Regions from separate parts of the Homo sapiens genome. Here region 2 is linked to region 1. A link is a contact called in ENCODE Hi-C or POLR2A ChIA-PET data. All regions are on one chromosome and are shown on one strand. The core of a region is the stretch at or near the end of the contact, and the rest is flanking DNA. Distances in the headings are between cores, read along the strand shown. Region 1 overlaps ATP6V1C2 (ATPase H+ transporting V1 subunit C2). Region 2 overlaps PDIA6 (protein disulfide isomerase family A member 6).

The links. A loop is a pair of places that touch in the nucleus more often than their neighbours do. ChIA-PET counts read pairs that join two places held with the same protein, here RNA polymerase II (POLR2A). Pooled maps may share reads with other maps.
Region 2: a map of astrocyte of the cerebellum shows a loop between it and region 1 (7-fold over the local background). The contact joins two enhancer-like sites. A Hi-C loop is called at or near these places in 2 of 168 maps with a recorded cell type or tissue (GM12878 and astrocyte of the cerebellum), 10 of 37 single-sample maps with no recorded cell type and 10 of 50 pooled maps. POLR2A ChIA-PET finds 5 or more read pairs at or near these places in 6 of 52 experiments (A549, IMR-90, PC-9 and 3 more).

What each region holds. Positions count from the first base shown.
Region 1 is chr2:10,741,929-10,748,138 of GRCh38, reverse strand. The region is part of intron 3 of ATP6V1C2 (ATPase H+ transporting V1 subunit C2); the gene reads right to left. It also overlaps the pseudogene RNU7-138P. Among named protein-coding and RNA genes, the nearest start is that of ATP6V1C2, 23 kb to the right of the region's middle. RefSeq lists an enhancer at 2,572-2,631. Within about 2 kb of position 2,463, at least 5 of the 41 ENCODE cell types and tissues checked have a DNase peak (open chromatin) inside an H3K27ac peak, as active enhancers do.
Region 2 is chr2:10,788,416-10,794,625 of GRCh38, reverse strand. It overlaps PDIA6 (protein disulfide isomerase family A member 6), which reads left to right. Exons shown (of 13, transcript NM_005742.4): 5 at 1,424-1,530; 6 at 2,701-2,831; 7 at 3,793-3,907; 8 at 4,737-4,877; 9 at 5,645-5,729; 10 at 5,857-5,929. Among named protein-coding and RNA genes, the nearest start is that of PDIA6, 21 kb to the left of the region's middle. Within about 2 kb of position 3,870, at least 6 of the 41 ENCODE cell types and tissues checked have a DNase peak (open chromatin) inside an H3K27ac peak, as active enhancers do.

The DNA.
Region 1 (6,210 bases), core at 1,214-3,713:
GGACCACGAGGTCAGGAGTTCGAGACCACCCAGGCCAACATGGCTAAACCCCATCTCTACTAAAAATACAAAAATTAGCCGGGCGTAGTGGTGCATGCCTGTAATACCAGCTACTCTAAACCCTAAACTCTTCCAGGTTTAGGCTGGAAAGCTTTGAGGCTGAGGCAGGAAAATTGCTTGAGCCTGGGAGGCAGAGGTTGCAGTGAGCCAAGATTGTGCCACTGCACTCCAGCCTGGGTAACAAAGCGAGACACCATCTCAAAAAAAGAAAAAGAAAAAGAAAAAAAAAGTCAAAAAGTCTGTATAAGTGTTCCAGTTTAAATAAGGCTAAAGAGACATGACAATTTATGACAGAAGACAGGAAGCCATCTCAGTTTTTATTATTATCTGAGAAAATATGACATTTTATTTTGGTAGAAAGTGTGCTTTTTTTTTTTGTTTCAAAGAGATGGTGTCTTGCTGTGTGGTCCAGACTGGTCTCAAACTCCTGGCCTTAAGTGATCCTCCCACCTCAGCCTTCTGAGTAGCTGAGACTACAGAAATGTGCCACTGTCCCCAGCTTAGAAAGCACACTATTGAGACAAGCGGTGATATCCAAGTGAAATCTGTAGACCGAGTACCAGTATTGCATTCCTGATTTTGATCATCATACTAAAGTTATATAAGAGGATGTCCTTATTTTTAAGAAATACACCCTAAAGTTTTTAGAGGTAAAGGAATATCATGTCTGTAACTTACTGTTGAAGAAGTTCAGAGTTCAGAAAGAGAGACAGAAAAGACAGAAGCAGAGACAAAAACAGAGAGAAAGCAGATGTGGTAAAAGTATATGAAAAGTATGAGAATTCTTTTCTTTTTTTTCTTTCTTTTTTTGAGACTGAGTTTCACTCTTGTTGCCCAAGCTTGAGTGCAATGGTGTGATCTCGGCTCACTGCAACCTCCACCTCCCGGGTTCAAGCAATTCTCCTGCCTCAGCCTCCCGAGTAGCTGGGATTACAGGCATGCACCACCATGACTGGCTAATTTTGTATTTTTAGTAGAGGCGGGGTTTCTTCATGTTGGTCAGGCTGGTCTGGAACTCACAACCTCAAGTGATCCACCTGCCCTGGCCTCCCAAAGCGCTGGGATTGCAGGCGCAAGCCACCGCACCTGGCTGAGAATTCTTTTCATTGTCTTTCATATTTTCTGGAAACTTGAAATTGGTTCAAAATAAAGCATTTAGGCATGTAAAGCATATAACCCCACTTAAAAAATTATGTCAGTATATACCTAAATAAGAATCCTAAAAGAAAAGAAACCAAACTGTTGACACTGGCTATTATCTTCATGGATACAAGAATGGAGACCTGCAATTTCCATGAATTTATGTAATGCTATGTTTTAATTTGTTAAAAACATATTACTTTTGCAAATAGAAAATAAAAGAAACTACGGTTGGGCGGGGTGGCTCATGTCTGTAACCCCAGCACTTTGGAAGGCCGAGGCGGGTGGATCATGAGGTCAAGAGATCAAGATCATCCTGGTCGACATGGTGAAACCACATCTCACTAAAAATACAGAAACTAGCCTGGCGTGCTGGTGGGCGCCTGTAATCCCAGCTACTTCGGAGGCTGAGGCACGAGAATTGCTTGAACCTGGGAGGTGGAGGTTGCAGTGGACTGAGATTGGGCCCCTGCATTCCAGCATGGGTGACAGAGGGAGACTCTGTCTCAAAAAAAAGAAAAAAGAAGAAGAAAAAAAAAAGGAAATAAGAGAAACTGAAAATAAAATAGTAAATCATAACAAAATAAATAATAAATAACTAATAAAAATAAACATAGCGGCATTATTAACAATAGCCAAGGCTGGGCTCAGTGGCTCACACCTGTAATCCCAGCATGTTGGGAGGCCAAGGTGGGCAGATCACTTGAGGTCAGGAGTTTGAGAACAGCCTGGCCCACATGGTGAAACCTCATCTCTACTAAAAATACAAAAATTAGCCGGGTGTGGTGGCACACACCTGTAGTTCCAGCTACTCGGGAGGCTGAGGCAGGAGAATTGCTTAAACCCAGGAGGTGGAGGTCACAAACTCCATCTCAAAAACAAACAAACAAAAATAACCAAAAGGTGGGAGCGACCCAAGCATCCATCAATAGCTGAGTGGATACATAGAATGTGGTGTGTCCATACGATGCGGCACTAGTCAGCCTTAAAAGGAAGGGAATTCTGACATGCTGTAAGACATTGAAGACATCATGCTGAGTAAAATAAGCCAGGCAGAAAAGGTCAAACACTATATGATTTCATTCATAGGAGGTACGTAAAATAGCCTAATTCATACAGAGAGAAAGTAGAAAGGTAGTTGCCAGGGCCTGGGGGAGGAGGAAAGGAGGAGTCACTGTTTAATGAATACAGTTTCAGTTCTTCAAAATGGAAAAAGTCCTGTGGGTGGAGGGTGGTGACGGTTGTAACAGCAGTGTGAACGTACTTAACGCCACTGAACTGTACACTTAAAAATGGTTGGCCGGGCGTGGTGGCTCATGCCTGTAAACCCAGCACTTTAGGAGGCAGAGGTAGGTGGATCACTTGAGATCAGGAATTTGAGACCAGCCTGGCCAACATGGTGAAAACCCGTCTCTACTTAAAATACAAAAATTACCAGGGTGTGTAGTCCCAGCTACTTGGGAGGCTGAGGCAGGAGAATCACTTGAATCAGGGAGGTGGAGGTTGCAGTGAGTTGAGATGGTGCCACTGCACTCCAGCCTGGGCGACAGAGTGAGACTCTGTCTAAAGAAAAAAAAAAACGGTTAAAAAGGTAACAAATAGGCTGGGCACAGTGGCTCATGCCTATAATCCCTGCACTTTGGGAGGTTGAGGTGGGTGGATCACCTGAGGTCAAGAGTTTGAGACGAGCCTGGCCAACATGGTGAAACCCCATCTCTCCTAAAAATACAAAAAAATTAGCTGGGTGTGGTGGCAGGCATCCAGATACTCGGGAGGCTGAGGCAGGAGAATTGCTTGAACCCGGGAGGCAAGGTTGCAATGAACCGAGATTGTGCCATTGCACTCCAGCCTGGGCAACAGGAATGAAATTCCGTCTCAGAAAAAAAAAAAAAAAAAAGAAAATAAATAAACAAATGGTAATAAATGATAAAAATACATTTTAAAGTAATAAACCCATATTCTTAAAAATAGGCCGGGTGCGATGGCTCATGCTTGTAATCCCAGCACTTTGGGAGGCTGAGGCGGGCAGATCACGAGGTCAAGAGATTGAGGCCATCCTGGCCAACATGGTGAAACCCCATCTCTACAAAAAATACAAAAAAATCAGCTGGGCGTGGTGGCGCACGCCTGTAGTCCCAGCTACTCGGGAGGCAGAGGCAGGAGAATTGCTTGAACCCAGGAGGCAGAGGTTGCAGTGAGCCGAGATCACGCCACTGCACTCCAGCCTGGCAACAGAGTGAGACTCTGTCTCAAAAAAAAAAAAAAAAAAGAAAAAGAGAAAAAAAAACCCATCAAGCATGGGGACAATTATTGTAACAGTGAGACCTGTTTATGTAGTTCAAGTGTCAGATACTAGAATTTCCCCTTACGTAGTTCAAGTGTCAGATACTAGAATTTCCCCAAGTTAAACATCTGCAGCATTAAAGGTGAGGAGGCCTGGTCAAATGCTCGTCTATAGGTTCACAGAAGAGCATCAACAAATAGCTCATAAGCGTGAGGAAGAAAGCTCAACCTCACTTGCACAGGAATATCTTTTACACCAATTAGTTCAGTGTATAAAGAAAACTCCTAATACAGCATTGGCAGTCCTTGGGGAAACAGGAGCATCAACGCACTGCTGAGATGAGGTGTTGATTGGTACAGCCTCACTAGAGAGTAATTTTAGAGTATCTATCAAACATTTGCAGGCAAGGGTTGGTTCTGGTGAAAACCAGAAAACCTCCTAGACAAATTCTAAAAAAGCTGTATTGTTTCCTTCGAGACAGGGTCGCACTCTGTCACCCAGGCTGCAGTGCAATGGCGTTACATGGCCCGCTGCAGCCTCAAACTCCTGTGCTCAAGGGACCTTCCTACCTTAGCCTCCCAGGTAGCTGGGACTGCAGGCACACACCACCATGCCTGGTTAAATTTTATTTATTTATTTATTTATTTATTATTATTATTTTTTTTTTTTTTTTGAGACTGAATCTCGCTGTTGCCCAGGCTAGGGTGCAGTGGTACAATCTTGGCTCACTGCAACCTCCGCCTCCGGGTTCCAGCTATTCTCCTGCCTCAGCCTCTCGAGTAGCTGGGATTATAGGTGCCCGCCATCATGCCTGGCTAATTTTTGTATTTTTAGTAAAGATGGGGTTTCACCATGTTAGCCAGGCTGGTCTTGAGCTCCTGACCTCAAGTGATCCACCCACCTCGGCCTCCCAAAGTGCTGGGATTACAGGCGTGAGCCACCTCGCCCGGTCTAATTTATTATTATTATTATTTGTACAGACAGGGCGTCCCTATGGTGCCTAAGCTAGTTTCCAACTCCTGGGCTCAAGCCATCCTTCTGCCTTGGCCTCCCTAGTGCTGGGATTACAGGTGTGAGCCATTGAACTTCCAGAAATGTATTCTTCTGCTATACTGGCTCATGTGCTACAAACACCATATTTTGTGGCAGAATGGTTTGTAATTACAAAAGACAGGAAGCCATTTCAATGTTTGTCAACTAGGGACCCATCTGATATAATGGACCACCAAGAAGTCTCTAAAACAGAATGAGATCAGGTGTGGTGGCTCACACCTGTAATCCCAGCACTTTGGGAGGCCAAGACAGGAGGATCACTTGAGCCCAGGAGTTCGAGATCAGCTTGAGCAACATAGCGAGACCCTGTATCTACCAAATAAATAAATATATATATAAATAAATATTAGCCATGGGTAGTGGGGTGTGCCTGTAGTCCCAGCAACTCAGGAGGGTGAGGCTGGTTGCAGTGAGGAGTGATTGAATCACTGCAGTCCAGCCTGGGCAACAGAGTGAGACCCTGTTTCAAAAAACAAAAAGTCAATCATGGTAATTCAAATAGACAAAGCAGTGAGTAAATAAAGGAGTAAGACAGAGGCGTGCTACTCAGGCCCAGCCCCTTACCTCGATAGTCATCTGGGGAATCCCCAAGGGAAGAAATTGGGTAAGATGGAGTGGGAGGAGTGGGGGGCATTGCCCAGGTGTGAGGCAGGGCAGGTAGGGACTGGAGGCCTTTGGGTGCTGGGCAGGCAGCCTCCAGACACGGGCAAGCTGCGGTGGGGGATCAGGCGAGAAGGGGCCGCCCAGGAGCTTCACAAATCTGCCTGTGGCAGGTCTGTACCGAACGTGCCCTTTCCTTCCTTTCCACAAACACTACGGGGGCACCTCTTAGCCCTGCTGATTTCTAAACCCTGGACCCCAAGGCGTTCAGGGGTGGTAGAATGGCCCTGGGGTAGAGGATGGCTGAAGGGCTTCTATCCCAACGGTGAGGGGGGCTCCTGAGATCTGTCTCCTCTTCTTCCGCACCCACAGCCAGGACATTCCTGCCATGCAGGGCCCCCAGGACTCTTCCAGTCCAGGGGTATGGGGAGAGGAGCAGCCGGCGGGTGCCTAGAAGCCTTGCACCCCAGCAGGAGGGCTGGAATTGGAGGTGAATACTTGAGGCTGCAGATCGCAGGGCCCGAGCAGAGGAGATTCTTATGTAGCCTTAAGACACAGTGTCTCCAGGGTTTCTGCCCTGCAAACTGCACAGGCCGCTCCCTTCTTTGTAGAAGGAAGGGTTGGGTCTCCCACCTCCAGCTCTCCCGCTGAGGAGTAGTGGATACAGGTTCTGAGGATCCTGAGGGCAAGTCTATGCAACACCAAAGAGAAGGCTTTCTCCCTCCCTGGATTTTCTGGAAAATTCTAGCAAACGCAGGATAGAGTTGTTTGGTTGTCAGAAATTACCCAGAAAGGCCAGCGTGGTGACTCACGCCTATAATCCCAGCACTTTGGGAGGCCGAGGTGGGCAGATCGCCTGAGGTCAGGAGTTGGAGACCAGACTGGACAACATGGCCAAACCCTGTCTCTACTAAAAATATAAAAATTAGCTGGGTGTGGTGGTGCGTGCCTGTAATCCCAGCTACTCGGGAGGCTGAGGCAGGAGAACCACTTGAGCCCGGGAAGCGAGATTGCAGCGAGCCAAGATCATGCCATTGCACTCCAGCCTAAGCCACAGGGCGAGACTCCATGGA
Region 2 (6,210 bases), core at 2,621-5,120, 45 kb before region 1:
GGTCTGGTGTGTTCTCAAAAGTTTCTCTTCCTGGGCAGAAAAAAAGGCCGGCTGCCACACCTTAGATCTCTAATCCCAGCACTTTGGGAGGCTGAGGTGGGAGGATCACTTGAGTACAGGAGTTTGAGAAAACTCTAAAAAAAAAAAAAAAAAAAAAGAAAGATTTTTTTTTTTTTTCTTGACACAGAGTCTCGTTCTGTCACCCAGGCTGGAGTGCAGTGGCGCGATGTCAGCTCACTGCAGCCTCCGTCTCCTGGGTTCAGGTGATTCTCCTGCCTCAGCCTCCTGAGTAGCTGGGATTATAGATGTCCACCACCACGCCCAGCTAATTTTTGTGTTTTTAGTAGAGACAGGGTTTCACCATGTTGGGCAGGATGGTCTTGAACTCCTGACCTCAGGTGTTCCACGTGCCTCTGCCTCCCAAAGTGCTGAGATCCCAGGCGTGAGCCACCACAGCTGGCCAGAAAATGAACTTTCTAAAGAGATTCTATTAGATCTAGTTTTGCCTTTAAACTGAAGAAAGCAGATGGCATATGTTATTCCAGTACTTCTGTGTTAGTTAATAGCCCCTGACTGTCTTGAGCAAATAAGTTTTTGGTGAACTTCCAAAGACTATTATCATCTTGCCTCTTTGAGTTTTAATGCAGATTTGTTACTTATATTAGGATTAAGTTCAGCTTAACTGTTTCAAGCAAGATAGAAAAAAAGAAGCCTGGAATGGTTTCCAGTTACTTGGCTTTAAAGACACCTCATACCTACTTTTTCCATCTTTTCTATCTGGTATCTCACAGAAATTGTTCCTTTTTTATTTGGGAAATTCCCCTGCTTTCTCAGCTAGATATTAAGCTTCTTATTCATCCATGTTCATGTTCGGTAAACATTTGTGAGTTATTCTCATTAGGAGATGGTGTTTGAGCAGGGAGTTTTCGTTCACACTACGTAAAACTTAAGAAGAGAAATCGGGCTGGACACGGTGGCTCACACTTGTGATCCCAGCACTTTGAGAGGCTGAGGTGGGCGGATCACTTGAGGTCAGGAGTTTGTGACCAGCCTGGCCGACATGGTGAAATCCTGTCTCTACTAAAAATACAAAAATTAGCCAGAAATCACTCGAACCCGGGAGGCGGAGGTTGCAGTGACCTGAGATGGTGCCACTGTACTCCAGCCTGGGCAACAGGGTGAGACTCCATCTCAAAAAATAATAATAATAAATAAAAAAGGAAAAGGAATTGGTTTTCCAAGTGTTAAGTTTAGTGCAAAATGCATTGTGGGGAGAAAGTGTGTTCTGTCAGAGATACACGTGTCAGAACTGTGTCACACCTGGTGAAGCCGACAGTGAGGTAAAGACACAGTCTTGGGCCGGGCCAGATGAGGCACTTGCTGAAGGCCGGGCTGAGGACCGCCTACCTTCCGTCTCCTGTAGGTGGCAGAACTGGTGAAGCCATTGTAGATGCTGCGCTGAGTGCTCTGCGCCAGCTCGTGAAGGATCGCCTCGGGGGACGGAGCGGAGGATACAGTTCTGGAAAACAAGTAAGACCATAAAATGTCAGTTTTTAATGTGTCATAATTTTGAAGCCAGAGTGGATACCTTGTATAAGATAGTTGTTTTTTAACAGTATGTTAAAGTGGTGAACTCTCAATTAAAGAATAATAGAGGATTGGATCCACCGATCCCAGAGGGAACCAGCCCTCCAGCCTGCTCATTTGGCCTCCTCAGAATTGCTGTTGCCAAAGCCAGTCAGTCCCAGGGCCTCTTGCCACACCTGCAGTCCAAGTACCAGGCCCAGGAGCCACGTGCTGGCATCCCATGGCACTTGTAGGTCCAGAGTGGGGATGGGATGGACGGGTTTTCCTCTAGGTAGGCTTTGGCAAACCGTGATGAGATTGGATTACCTCTTGGCCTGTATCTGTGGCAGTCAGCCCCAAATCCATGGAAAATTCTACACAAATGGATAGGGAAGAAGAGAGAGAGAGAGGAGCAGATTGGTGTTTTAGATGCCCTTATGTGAAATGTGAAGCTTACACTGATGTTCTTGTGAAAAGACAAACTTGAAGATCTATCAATATTAAATGGGCTTTTACTTTTAGGAGACCAGTTACACTAGCTTCTTTATACAGGCTCAGAGCTTACCCAGAGATTTCATGCTCTTGCCTTTTATTTTAAACTTAGACATTTAATGAGCATAGTTGCCTGGCCCCCTGCACCCTGCCTGGCAACAGAAAGCAATGCTGACTGCTTCTTAGATTTAGTACTGAAGAACATTCTTCGAAAAAAGAAAAGGATTAAGTGTTATTTTTAGCTCTGTTGACTGGTAGGGACTTTGTCTATGAAAGATGTAACATAACATCCTAGGATGAAGCAGCAGCTGTACTTGAGTCTGAATTAGAACAGTGTTGTTCAGGTGGTTTTTTGAGCCATGTTGAGGTTTCTCTCTAAAAATAGCTGGTGACAGCATTCAGGTACAGGTTATGTGTTGTACTGAATGTATTGATAATTACTTGAAAGTAAAAGACTATTTGCCAAGCAAAAATTACAGTGCTGAGGAATGTACCCAATTTGAATACAACCGTTTTCACTATTTTATTCACTAAAGAAAAACCCTAAAACTTTGTTAAGATGTAGCAGTAGTGTTATTATTTAAAACAGGAAAAGTGTTCTTCTTGGCCCAATTGTTTGATGTTTAATGTCATAAATGACAGGGCAGAAGTGATAGTTCAAGTAAGAAGGATGTGATTGAGCTGACAGACGACAGCTTTGATAAGAATGTTCTGGACAGTGAAGATGTTTGGATGGTTGAGTTCTATGCTCCTTGGTGTGGACACTGCAAAAAGTAAGTGCCTTCTACTAAGTAGTCTGTTCATTCACAGTGTTTTCAGTACATTCATTAGCTTATTTTGAAAGAGCTGAAGTAGATAATAGATCACCACTAAGATCTCTTCCAGCAAAACTCTGACTCTAAGTGAATATTAAACATTGACATTAGCGCCAAGAGCTTCCACTCTCCTATTGCCAAAGATTAACAAGGGACTGGCTCATGTCTGGATTTAGGGGCAGTGGTGGAATGGGAAGCTCATGTGAAGGGTAGCATTGTATCTTTAGTAAAGCCACACACAAAATGTTTTCTAGGTGTGACATAATTGGGGATTGGGCAGAAATGCACAGATCAGTTAAAAAGTATAGGCTAGGCATGGTGGCTCACACCTGTAATCCTAGCTCTTTGGGAGGCCGAGGCAGGCGGATCACTTGAGGTCAGGACTTTGAGACCAGCCTGGGCAACATAGCAAAACCCCATGTCTACTAAAAATACAAAAAAATTGGCTGGGTGTGGTGGCGTGTGCCTGTAGTCCCAGCTACTTGGGAGGTTGAGGTGCAAGAATCTCTTGATTGTGGGAGGCAGAGGCTACAGTGAGCCAAGCTCACACCACTGCGCTCCATCCTGGATAATAGAAGGAGACTCTGTCTTAAAAAAAAAAAGAAAAGAAAAGAAAGGTGTTTGGGCTGCAAGTTAAAATGCAAGTATTTGGCCTGGTGAGGTGGATCACTTGAGGCCAGGAGTTTGAGACCAGCCTGGGCAACATGGGGAAACCCTATCTCTACTAAAAATGTAGAAATTAACAGTGGGTGGTGGCACACACCTGTAGTCCCAGCTATGTTGGAGGCTGAAATGAGATCACCTGAGCCCAGGAGATTGAGGCTGCAGGGAGCCATGATTGCACCACTGCACTCCAGCCTGGGCAACAGAGAGAGACTGTGTCTCAAAGAAACAAAACAAAACGAATATTTTTCTATAGCCTAGAGCCAGAGTGGGCTGCCGCAGCTTCAGAAGTAAAAGAGCAGACGAAAGGAAAAGTGAAACTGGCAGCTGTGGATGCTACAGTCAATCAGGTTCTGGCCTCCCGATACGGGGTGAGTATACTTATAAGGCTCATTTCATTGTGAAATACATGGTGTTTCGTTACTTCTTCCAATACTCCAGGCCTCCCTATGAGGTAGTAAAGGAGATGTTTAAACCATTTTGTAAGTGAAGAGATAAAGTCACTTTATTGTCATAACTAACAAGTCTGAAACTCAGGACTGTCAACTTTTCCCCCTAATGTCACACTGCTTCTGGTATATACTTAATGTGAGGTTTCAGCTTGCCCAGACTTATTCAAGTTGCTCATATGGCTGTTGTGAGTTGGTCCATTTGTTCTAGGGCAGGTACTTTGTGTTAATTATATACCAGGGCTTGAATATGATTGGCTAAACTTCACAGACTGTTAAAACTCCCTGATTGATAATTGACCTCTGTGAGTCATTCCTTTGAAATCTGTGCAGTCTGGAGAACAGTTTTGTTACATTAAATTACCTATAAGGCCAGAGTGGTGGCTCACACCTGTAATCCCAACACTTTGGGAGGCCAAGGATCACTTGAGGCCAGGATTTCAAAACCAGCCTGGCCAACATGGTGAAACCCCGTCTCTATTAAAAATACAAATATTAGCCGGGTGTGGTGGTGTGTGCCTGCAGTCCCAGCTACTCAGGAGGCTGAAGTAGGAGAATTGCTTGAACCCAGGAGGCAGAGGTTGCAGTGAGCTGAGATTGCACCTGTGCTCTCCAGCCTGGGCAACAGAGTGAGACTGCTTCAAAAAAAAAAAAAAAAAATTACCTATAAGGTGGTTTTAGAAACTGTAAAGATTGTGTTATTTTGCATTAAGTGTTAATTGGATTTTATCCTCTGACCTTTTTTTAATAGATTAGAGGATTTCCTACAATCAAGATATTTCAGAAAGGCGAGTCTCCTGTGGATTATGACGGTGGGCGGACAAGATCCGACATCGTGTCCCGGGCCCTTGATTTGTTTTCTGATAACGCCCCACCTCCTGAGCTGCTTGAGGTAAACCACTTCAACTGCTTGTAGTCCAGAAAGCTTTTTTAGCTGATGGTGAGGAATGTTAAAGCAGTGTGACACACTGTTCATTTTATGCCCTTAAAGATACTCTCTTTAAAGTGGTTTCTATACTTTGAAATGGAAAAAAAGTCTGATAAATTGCTTTTCATAACTTTTAGCATTAGAATAATTACACTGAACAGAAATACGAGCTTCTTAAAGATAGAGTGTATTCAATCACTCTTGCTTATCATTCTCAAAGTAATAGAACATTTATCAAGTACTAATCATGTAACAGGCACCGTTCTGGTGTCTTTGTATAGTTTTGTTTTGTTTTGTTTTGTTTTCATTTAATTCTCACATGAACACTGAGAGGTAGATACTGTTTTTAATCTCCATTTTATATATGGGGAAATTGAGGCACAGAGCCTCAAGTGTGTATAAACATATAAGACATATAATACATGTAAGTATAATCTATTTAAACAAGTAAGTGGCAGAGCCAGGCTGTGTCCAGGCATTGCGATTTCAGAGATGTTTGTATGTGTGCTAATCACCCCACCTCCACCACCACAGCTTCCACAGGCTTAAGAATCAGTAGCAGAAAAATCTCCTCTTAGAGAACATGCCTCCAGGTGTTTCCATACGAGGAAGTAGTCGTGGGAGAAATGTTTTCAATGAAAGTGACGGTGCGAAGGTCTTGTTTGCCAGCTTACCTTTAGGTGTTGTATCATGCAGCCTCCTGATTGTCCCTTGTCTTTTGGGTCCCACAGATTATCAACGAGGACATTGCCAAGAGGACGTGTGAGGAGCACCAGCTCTGTGTTGTGGCTGTGCTGCCCCATATCCTTGATACTGGTAAGACAGACGGAAATGATTTCCCTTAGCTGTTCTATGCTAGATGCTCTGAGAATACTTTCTAAATGGATTAATTTTATGGACTCCTTTATCTTTACCTTTAAAAAACTTTGTCTATTTAAATCAGGAGCTGCAGGCAGAAATTCTTATCTGGAAGTTCTTCTGAAGTTGGCAGACAAATACAAAAAGAAAATGTGGGGGTAAGTTACTGAGCTTACTGTCTGAGTGTCATCTGAACAGCTGATTATAGGCTTTCTTGAGAGTGGTTCCCCCGTGTTTTTGTAAGCTGTGTTCTATGTTTGCTCTGCTATATGTTTTTTTTTTTTTTCCCTCCTGCCTCAGCCTCCCAAGTAGCTGGGATTATAGGCGCCCGCCACCACACCCAGCTAATTTTTGTATTTTTAGTAGGGTCAGGGTTTCACCATGTTGTCTAGGCTGGTCTCAAAACTCCTGACCTCAAGTGATCCACCTGCCTCCACCT